Regions from separate parts of the Homo sapiens genome. Here regions 1 and 3 are each linked to region 2. A link is a contact called in ENCODE Hi-C data. All regions are on one chromosome and are shown on one strand. The core of a region is the stretch at or near the end of the contact, and the rest is flanking DNA. Distances in the headings are between cores, read along the strand shown.

Region 1 (3,110 bases), core at 533-3,032, 100 kb before region 2:
GTTGTTTTTCTCAAAGTAATCAGGGGATCTTAACATCTTCAGACATTTTCTGGTTCTGAAAGGAAGATTAGAAACAAATGTCATTGTGGGGGCAAAAAAAAAAGTCTTATTAAACAGAGAAAAAGAAAACCAAGATCCAATTCTATGCTGTTACAAGAGACTCTTGCTCTAGATTTAGGAGAAGGAAGATTAGAACAGAAAAAAATGAAGCAGAAATGAAGTTGCACATCTTAAATATATACAATGTTTGTCTATCATACTTTAATAAAGCTAGAAGAATGAAAAATCTATTTTAAAAAAAAGAAAACCAAGATCAGACTATGTGCTGTCTACATGACACCTGCTTTACATTCGGCAGAAGGAGATAGATTAGAACAAATAAATGATGCAGAAATGAAGTTGTACATCTTAAATATATACAATGTTTATTTGTCAACTATACCTCAATAAAGCAGGAAAAATTAAAAATAGAAAATATTTAAAAACTGTTAAAATCATATCTGGAAACAAATATTCGTTTTGAAAACATTGTTTTTGACATTTTGCCATTTGTTAAGGATTTTGATGATCTTAAATGAATTGAGTAACTTCCTTTTTGGTTAAAACTAATATTTGTAGGAACTTCTTTTTTCGAATATGGCCTTGTTGGTCTTTATAACTTCTGAAGTGATGTTGTCATTTGCTCCACTTTATAAAATAAAAGCAAAGTATGATTCTTAAAAGTCCACATCAAGTGACAGACATCTGCTTCTATCTGTGTAGCTCTGTTACTACAACTCTTTCTCTACAAAGTGTGCAAGCTTCAGTGTATGGCCTCAGCAGGTACACAGTTCCACAGGTTGTGCACTGCACCACATCACCATGGATATGGTTAGTATACCATGTACGTCATCCTTTAGGAGACAGAGAAAATTAATGACCTAACTAAGGAGAGGTGGACAGCTGGGTACCATTAGCAGCAGCCTGGAACTTTAGAGTCAAGTTCGCAGAGCTCTGAGCCCCATTTGATACCAAACCCATACGTATTTGCTGTCATGCACATATTTCCTAGATAGTATAAAGGCTTTACAGCCAGCGAGGTGATATAGGCCCAGGATCCACATAAATGTCACTGCTCACCCTTGAAGAGATCTCCCTAACATCAGCTCACTCTGTCTACATCCTCCTTTCTGATCTCAGGAACTTTAAGGGAGGGGAAGATAAACTTGGTGCTTGGGAATACCTGGTGAGGGTATCATCGAAGTACAATGGAGAAAGTAGACAAAAATACTTACCAGGCAGCCAAAAGGCATGAAAGAGCTTCAAGACATTATACCTCTTTAGCAAAAACGTGCTTCCTTCCACCTCAGATAAATGGGGCAGGCATCATCCACGTTTTTAAAACTACACCTATTTCAGAAACTCAACTGGCCCCCATTCCAATGATTTTCCTTCTAAAATATTGCACTAAAATATATTTGCCTTGATTATTGAGTTTGTGGGGGACCCCTGTACCCCGCCCTTACATTTTGTGCTTGTGGAGATGGGTGCCTCTCTCTGCTTACTCAGTTTCAGCCCTTGGTTAACAAAGGCTTACAAATCACTGCCACAAAAGCTACTGAAGTTAACACGTGGTGTTCGTTAATGATGGCTGCCATGTTGGGTGAAAGAGTGTTGTCACTGAACCCAAGAATCTGCTCTCAGGTTGCCAGGAAAATAAGGCAGTTTTTCAGAAACTCAGTTTCCTCCTAAAATTTCAGGACGGGGCGTAATGTAGACGGAGGCTCACCCCAAACGGAGGTTCATTAGCTAACGGTTGATACTGCCCATTCACCAGCAGAGGGAGCGCATGGGAAGGTTTTAGGATTTTTGAGGCCAAATGCAAATCCTAAAGCAAACACCGTAGGAATGGGCACCCCTTTCTGGTTTCCTTCGGGGACACAAAGAAGGTATGAGTTAGAGGGCCCTGGGCAAACTCCAGACAGATTCTGACGTGGGTGGCCTGAGGTTTAAACCAAGCCTCCAGAGACACCCAGTTAAAGATCTGAGTCACTCTTTAGGCTATAAAACAATCCCTGACTGTTGTTTCAGAGATTTCTTTAGGGCATCCTCTGCTCTCAAATCCCAAGTGATTCTTCAAACCCAGGAGTGTGGAGCCGGCATTGAACCAGGAAGCCACAGCAGATCTTTCCTCTCCCCTATGGTCTGAGCGCACCTTCGGAATTTCAGAGAGGCTTATAATTCAGTGTTTCGGTAGTTTTCTTTGCGGGTGGGGTTCTGGGCAAAACATTCACATTCAACCCAGGTATTTTTCCTGACTCGCCTGTGACGAAAATTTCACTGAATACAAAACAGAACAGGTAGTTAAACCAACCGTCATGCTTATAGTCTTGCAATGTAGGTTGGTAATTTTTGTTTGTTTGTTTCTTTTTCTTTCCTTTTTTTCTCCTCCTCTTTTACATTAGACAGATAATGTGCCAGCCTCATTGTAACAAGGTTTAGAGGAAGGTACAGCTCACACCTGACCATGAAAACCCAATTGTTGGCCAGGCACGGTGGCTCACGCCTGTAATCTCAGAACTTTGGGAGGCCAAGGCGGGCAGCTCACTTGAGGTCAGGAGTTCAAGACCAGCCTGGCCAACATGGTGAAACCCCATCTCTACTAAAAATACAAAAATTAGCCAGGCGTGGTGGTGCATGCCTGTAGTCCCAGCTGTTCGGGAGGCTGAGGCAAGAGAATCTCTTGAACCCAGGAGGTAGAGGTTGCAGTGAGCCGAGGTCCTGCCACTGCAGTCCAGCCTGGGCAACACAGTGTAACTCTGTCTCAAAAAGAATAAAAATAAATTTTAAAAAATCACATTATTAGGCAAGTTATGTATATTGAACTTAACCAGAAATAACCTTGCTAGTGACAGACATCTGAAAGTAATTTTTTTTTTTAAATCAGGCTTAGTAACAAGCAAAACAATGTTTAGAGCCAAACTTACCATGGGTCCTGAAACAATTTCTCCTATTGTTTAGTTTGAAATAACTGGCTGCTGCTCCCAGCAGTGTCACCACCACCACGGATACGATGGGAGACACGATTTTTGCTACCATATTGCCTGCAGGAGTGGAGAAAAAGCAAGCTC
Region 2 (3,159 bases), core at 340-2,839:
TCCTATCTGATGGAAATGTTGTACCCTTTACCCATCATTTCCCCATTTCCCCCACCCCTCACTCCCAACCCCTTGGTCACCGCCATTCCACTCTGCTTCTGTGAGTTCAGTGGTTTTAGATTCCACGTAAGCGTGTTTGGGTCAGACGGTATTTGTCTTTCTGTGCTCGGCTTACTGCACTTAACATCATGTCCTCCAGTTCCATCCATGTTGTTGCAAATGGCAGGACTTCCTTCTTTTTTCTTTTTGAGACAGAGTCTCACTCTGTTGCCCAAGCTGGAGTGCGATGATCTTGGCTCACTACAACCTCCGCCTCCTGGGTTCAAGCAATTCTCCTGCCTCAGCCTCCTGAGTAGCTGGGACTATAGGCGCCCGCCCATCATGCCCAGCTAATTTTTTGTATTTTTACTAGAGACGGGGTTTCACCATGTTGGCCAGGCTGGTCTTGAACTCCTGACCTCAGGTGATCCACCTGCCTCAGCCTCCCAAAGTGCTAGGATGACAGGCATGAGCCACCGCACCCAGCCAACCTCCTTCTTTTTTAAAGCTGAATACCATTCCATTGTGAATATACCCTATTTTCTTTGTTCATTTAATAGCTTTATTGAGGCATAGTTTACATAGCATGAAAGGCACTTATTCTCACTGTGCAAATGAATGGCTTTTAGTGAATGTACAGAGTTGATATAGCACATTTTCTTTCTGCATTCATCCCTTGATGGGCTCTTCCATTGACTGCATGTCTTGGCTACTCCGAATGGTGCTGCAATAAACATGGGAGGGGAGTGTCTCTTTGACATACTGATTTCCTTTCCTTATCCCAAATAAACATATATATATATACACACATACACATACTATATATATATATAATACACACACATACTATATATACACATACTATATACATACATACTGTATATACACATACTATGTATACACACACTACATATATACACACCATATACATACATACTATATATACTATATATACATACTATATATACGAATTATATATTTATACAAATATATATATACACATATATATATTATATATATATAGACTTGCCCTGACTTGCTGGGAATACCCTGAAGGTTTAGAAGTCATCTCTGGGGCCGGGTGCGGTGGCTCACACCTGTAATCTCAGCACTTTGGGAGGCCAAGGTGAGAGGATCACGAGGTCAGGAGTTCGAGACCAGCCCAACCAACATGGTGAAACCCCGTCTCTACTATAAATACAAAAAAATTGGCCAGGCGTGGTGATATGCGCATGTAATCCCAGCTACTCAGGAGGCTGAGGCAGGAAAATCGCTTGAATCCGGGAAGTAGAGGTTGCAGTGAGCAGAGATCATGCCACTGCACTCCAGCCTGGGTGACAGAGGGAGACTCCATCTCAAAAAAAAAAAAAAAAAAAAAGTCATCTCTACATATCTTCATATGTAGATACATTAGTAGAGGGACTGCTAGATCAATTCGTAACTGTTTCAATTTCCTCAAAACTCTCTTCCCCGGAAATGACAGTGCTTCCTTGAAGGCTTACCTTTGTTAGTGCCTCAGCGGTAGACGTGACTTCTAAACCCTATGGGCATTCCCAGCAAGTCAGGGCAAGTCCCCACCCCCTCCACCCCAACAAAGAGATTCCAAGAGTCCATAATGTATTCTTTAGCAAGAAAGACATTCTCTTTAGAAAGGTAGGAAGACTTAATAATAAGCAGACAGAACTGTCAGAATGTTAAAGAAAAAAAAGCAGCAGCAATGACAAAAAAAAACCCCACACGTGAAAGTAAAGTACAGATATTATTTTAAGTGTAACCCTTCTTATTTCTGTAATTTCACCCTCATAAACAGAAGATGATCATAGACACCGTCACTAAAGAAACAAAACAAAGCAACATAGGACAATCCCCTTAAAGTGACTCATCCTTCCCAAGCTTCAGGAAATACTCAGAAACGGCAGTCAAGGGCGTACGAGACTCGGAAGGTTTCTAAGACCAGAGTCTTGTCTTCTCCCACTCCTCGCTCACAGCAGAACCCAGGAAACTCCAGTGTCAGGAGGTGGCCTCCATTCCCCAGGACACCCCACGGCCGGAACACAGTGGTAAAACTAGAACTCTCCTCCCAGGTTCCACCCCACACCCTGCACTCCCATGCCCAGCTGCCTGACACAGAACACGCAATCCTAGCATGAGGACTGCTATATATTTCCACAGAAAGGGCATGTCAGCTGCAAAATCGCAGGGCACAGGGAAAACACAGTATGATCTCGATGCTTCCCTCACATGGGAAATGTCACATGTGGTACACATTTTTTTTTTCAAAGACCCTCCTGGCTTGCTGGGTTTTTGCATCTGTCCCTGGGCCTCAGGGGGGCCATTTGCCCACCCAGGTGTCCCCAAGCTTCCCCCAACCACCTTCGGGTTTAGGTCCATGCTTCTTGCTGGGCACCTCTGCATTCAACAGCTCTTCATGTGCTCTTTGCAACCAAGCCACATTTTGGATTTTTTCCAATGCAGGGCCTGGGTATACGTGTGCATGTCTATGTACATGCATGTGCGTGTCTATGTACATGCATGTGTGTGTCTATGTTCATGCATGTGCGCGTGTGGATGTGCTCATGTGTACATGTGTATTTCATATACGCGTGCTCATGCATTCATGTGGTTTCTGTGTGTGCACGTGTGTGCTCCTGCACGTATGTGTGGGTGTATGGTGTGGGCACACATGTGCATGCATATATGTATTGCACTGCATGTGTGTGCACACGTGTTTTCATGTGCATTGTGAGTGTGCTGAATGCACACCTGTTTGCATGTGTATATGTGCACAAGTGCACTGCATGAATATATATGTGCATTTGTTCATGTGTCTGCGTGTTTGCCTGTGTGCTTGTGTGCATATGTGTGAGGGTGCTATCTGAGCACACACCTGTGTGCATGCATATATGGGTGTGCATGTGCACTGCAGGAGTATGTGCATGTGCTTGTGTGTTTTCATGTGTGCTCACGTGCACATGTGACTTGCTGTGTGGGTGCACACGTGTGCATGCATGCATATATGCATGGCATGAGTGTGCATGCATGTATGTGCCTGTGTATGTGTGCATGCACATGTGTGTCTGTCTGGTGTGTGTCCATGGCCTGCCACCTCCCCAGCCTAGC
Region 3 (2,863 bases), core at 1-2,500, 70 kb before region 2:
ATTGTTTCTGTCCGTTGGACTTTCTTGCTCCCCCCAGTGAGGAAAGAAACTACATTCCCAGTAAGGGAGCTATTACACACATATTTCAAATGCAACCAGGCTAAACCTGCTAGTAAATAAAAAGGCAAACATCATCAAACCAGATTGAGAAAGAGTTTCAGGCCTGCGGATTCTTACTTCCACCGCTGTCGGGATTCTCGGGCTGTGGGTAGTAAGGTGGTTTTGGCTTTGGGTAGATATCTGTGGAGGAAACAACATTGCACTGTTAGAAAAGAAAATTGTCCTTCCCTTAGGAGCAGGCTGCAGAAACAAGCTCATCAGCGTGACTATCGACCTTGCAGTTTGTTCTGATTTGCTGCCCACGGTGTGTTTATAGATTGCCATTGTCTGGTTAAAAATCACTTTGCAGATAGAAGTAAAACCTTGAAACCTGAAACTTAAAAAAAAAGGTTTCCGTTTTGTTACTAGAAGTTCGTTTTCATGGCAAGAAGCCAGTGTAGCTGTCTGCCATGATGGAAGCAAGTAATATAAAAAAGAAACCTAGGAAGAATTGTCATGGAATAAATTTACCGACAGTCCAGTGCCTGTGATGAAGATAACACCAAACCTTCTGTTCCCGGACCCAACTGGGTTGCTATTTCTCACAGCCCAATAATGAAACACCGATGAACTGGGGAGGAAGAGAGTTTTTATTTCTGCAACCTGTTACAGGGAGAAGGCCTGGAAATTATCACCAGACTAACTCAAAATTATAGTTTTCCAGAGCTTATATACCTTCCAAGCTATGTGGAGATATGTGTGTGCATTTATCTAAAGACATAAGTGATTAACTTCTTTTAATCTATAACTAAGGTCTGAGTCCTGAGGATCTTCCTCAGGAGCCTCAGTAAATTGACTTAATCTAATGGGTCCAGGTGCCGGGGTGATTACCCTCATGTTGTCTCCTGCTAAATCCAGGAGGTTTGCAGAGTTCCTTCAAAGCCCCAATAAACTTGTTTGTGGAGGCCTGGGGAGTTTCTGCAGACCCCCAGTAAAACTTGTTTAATCCTAAATGGGTCCTGTTAAGAATTCATTCATTATTTTGTCATGCTTTAAGGCCCGGGAAAGTCCTGGGAAAAACTCTCGGTGGGCTTTTGTTACATTCCAGCCTTTGTATAACAGCACTGGCTTTTAATATTTAACCACTCAGTCAATACTGAAACAGGTGTTGTGGGGGCCTGTGTTAGTGAGACCTGGCCTGCGACACTTCCACTCTCAGTTTCCAAGTGCTCTCACTCATACACTGTGAAGGGAACATAAATCTCGGGACCCCCAAGTCACTAAGCTAAAGGGAAAAGTCCAGCTGGGAACTGCTTAGGGCCAACCTGCCTCCCATTCTATTCAAAGTCCCCCCTCTGCTCCCTGAGGCAGATTCGTATCTGATCGCCTCCTTTGGAAAGGCTAATCAGAAACTCAAAAGAAGGCAACTGTTTTGTCTCTCACCTGTTTGTGACCTGAAAACCCTCTCCCTGCTTCCAGTCTTCCTGCCTTTGCTTCAAGTGCTCCACCTTTCCAGACGGAACCAATATACTTCTTCTTTTTTTTTTTTGAGACAGAGTCTTGGTCTGTCGCCCAAGCTGGAGTGCAGTGGCATGATCTCCGCTCCCTGCAACCTCCGCCTCCTGGGTTCAAGTGATTCTCCTGCCTCAGTCTCACAGCCTCAGGCACACACCACCATGCCCAGCTAACTTTTGTATTTTTAGTAGAAACAGGGTTTCACCATGTTGGCCAGGCTGGTCTCAAACTCCTGACCTTGTGATCCACCCACCTCGGCCTCCCAAAGTGCCGGGATGACAGGTGTGAGCCACCTCGCCTGGCCTAATTGACTTTTTTTTTTTTTTAGAAAAAAAAAAAAAAGCCCAATTGTTTAAATCGGTTTAAATTTAAATAGTGGCTTAAATTGGCTTTCAATGAATATGTGTGACCCTGAGCATTTCTAACACACATCAGCTGGTCAATTGCATAATTCCCTCTTCTTTGAATTTTTCTTGTCAGCGAATGGAATGATCATATCCCTCTTCTTTTAGTCGCCTCATAGTCTCTCTCCTCCATTTTCTTTTTCTTTTCTTTTCTTTTCTTTTTTTCACCATCCGTCTGTTTTGGTAGGAGCTATCTATACACAGTTTGTGCTCTATAACCAGAATTTCTGCATCTATAGATCCAACCAGTCTTGTATTGAAAATATTTCAAAAAATAAAATATAGCAATCCAATAAAAAGTAATACAAATAAAAAATAATATAGTATAACAACTATTTGCATAGCATTTACAGCGTATCAGGAGTTATGAGTAACCTAGAGATAATTTAAAGTATACCAGAGGCTGGACACGGTGGCTCATCCCTGTAATCCCAGCACTTTGGGAGGCCAAGGTGGGCAGATTATGTGAGGTCAGGAGTTCGAAACCAGCCTGGACAACATGGTTAAAACCCGTCTCTACCAAAAATACAAAAATTAGCTGGGGGTGGTGGCGCATACCTGTAATCCCAGCTACTTGGGAGGTTGAGTCAGGAGAATCTCTTGAACCCGGGAGGTGGAGGTTACAGTGAGCCAAGATCACGCCACTGCACTCCAGCCTGGGCAACAGAGTGAGATTCTGTCTCCAAATAAATAAATAAAAATATACAGGAACATATACTTGCATTATATGCAAGTACTGCACGTTTTATATCAGAGACTTCAGCAGCTGTGGATTTTGGTGTCTGCGGGGAAGAAGGCGTCTTAAAACTAATCCCCCATGAATTCTGAAGGATGACTGCATTTTGCATATTAAACTTTCCCTGGTGGTATGAGCAGTAAGGAGCCTCTTCTAGTTGACAGCTCAT

What was found. Hi-C counts contacts between places; a loop is a spot of excess contacts on that map. Pooled maps may share reads with other maps.
Region 1: a map of sigmoid colon shows a loop between it and region 2 (5-fold over the local background). The contact joins two enhancer-like sites. A Hi-C loop is called at or near these places in 11 of 168 maps with a recorded cell type or tissue (A673, Right ventricle myocardium inferior, colonic mucosa and 7 more), 3 of 37 single-sample maps with no recorded cell type and 22 of 50 pooled maps.
Region 3: a loop to region 2 is called in a map with no recorded cell type, with 2.5 times the contacts of the local background. The contact joins two enhancer-like sites. A Hi-C loop is called at or near these places in 1 of 168 maps with a recorded cell type or tissue (sigmoid colon), 13 of 37 single-sample maps with no recorded cell type and 5 of 50 pooled maps.

Annotation. Positions count from the first base shown.
Region 1 is chrX:2,811,309-2,814,418 of GRCh38, reverse strand. XG (Xg glycoprotein (Xg blood group)) reads right to left here. Exons shown (of 11, transcript NM_001141919.2): 10 at 2,967-3,083; 11 at 1-55. The coding sequence ends at 39. Among named protein-coding and RNA genes, the nearest start is that of GYG2, 16 kb to the left of the region's middle. Within about 2 kb of position 1,782, at least 2 of the 41 ENCODE cell types and tissues checked have a DNase peak (open chromatin) inside an H3K27ac peak, as active enhancers do; they include A673 and mammary epithelial cell, where a contact is called at or near this core.
Region 2 is chrX:2,709,126-2,712,284 of GRCh38, reverse strand. The region is part of intron 1 of CD99 (CD99 molecule (Xg blood group)); the gene reads right to left. Among named protein-coding and RNA genes, the nearest start is that of CD99, 19 kb to the right of the region's middle. Within about 2 kb of position 1,589, at least 17 of the 41 ENCODE cell types and tissues checked have a DNase peak (open chromatin) inside an H3K27ac peak, as active enhancers do; they include A673 and mammary epithelial cell, where a contact is called at or near this core.
Region 3 is chrX:2,779,443-2,782,305 of GRCh38, reverse strand. It overlaps XG (Xg glycoprotein (Xg blood group)), which reads right to left. Exons shown (of 11, transcript NM_001141919.2): 4 at 178-240. Among named protein-coding and RNA genes, the nearest start is that of XG, 29 kb to the right of the region's middle. RefSeq lists an enhancer at 73-754. Within about 2 kb of position 1,250, at least 2 of the 41 ENCODE cell types and tissues checked have a DNase peak (open chromatin) inside an H3K27ac peak, as active enhancers do.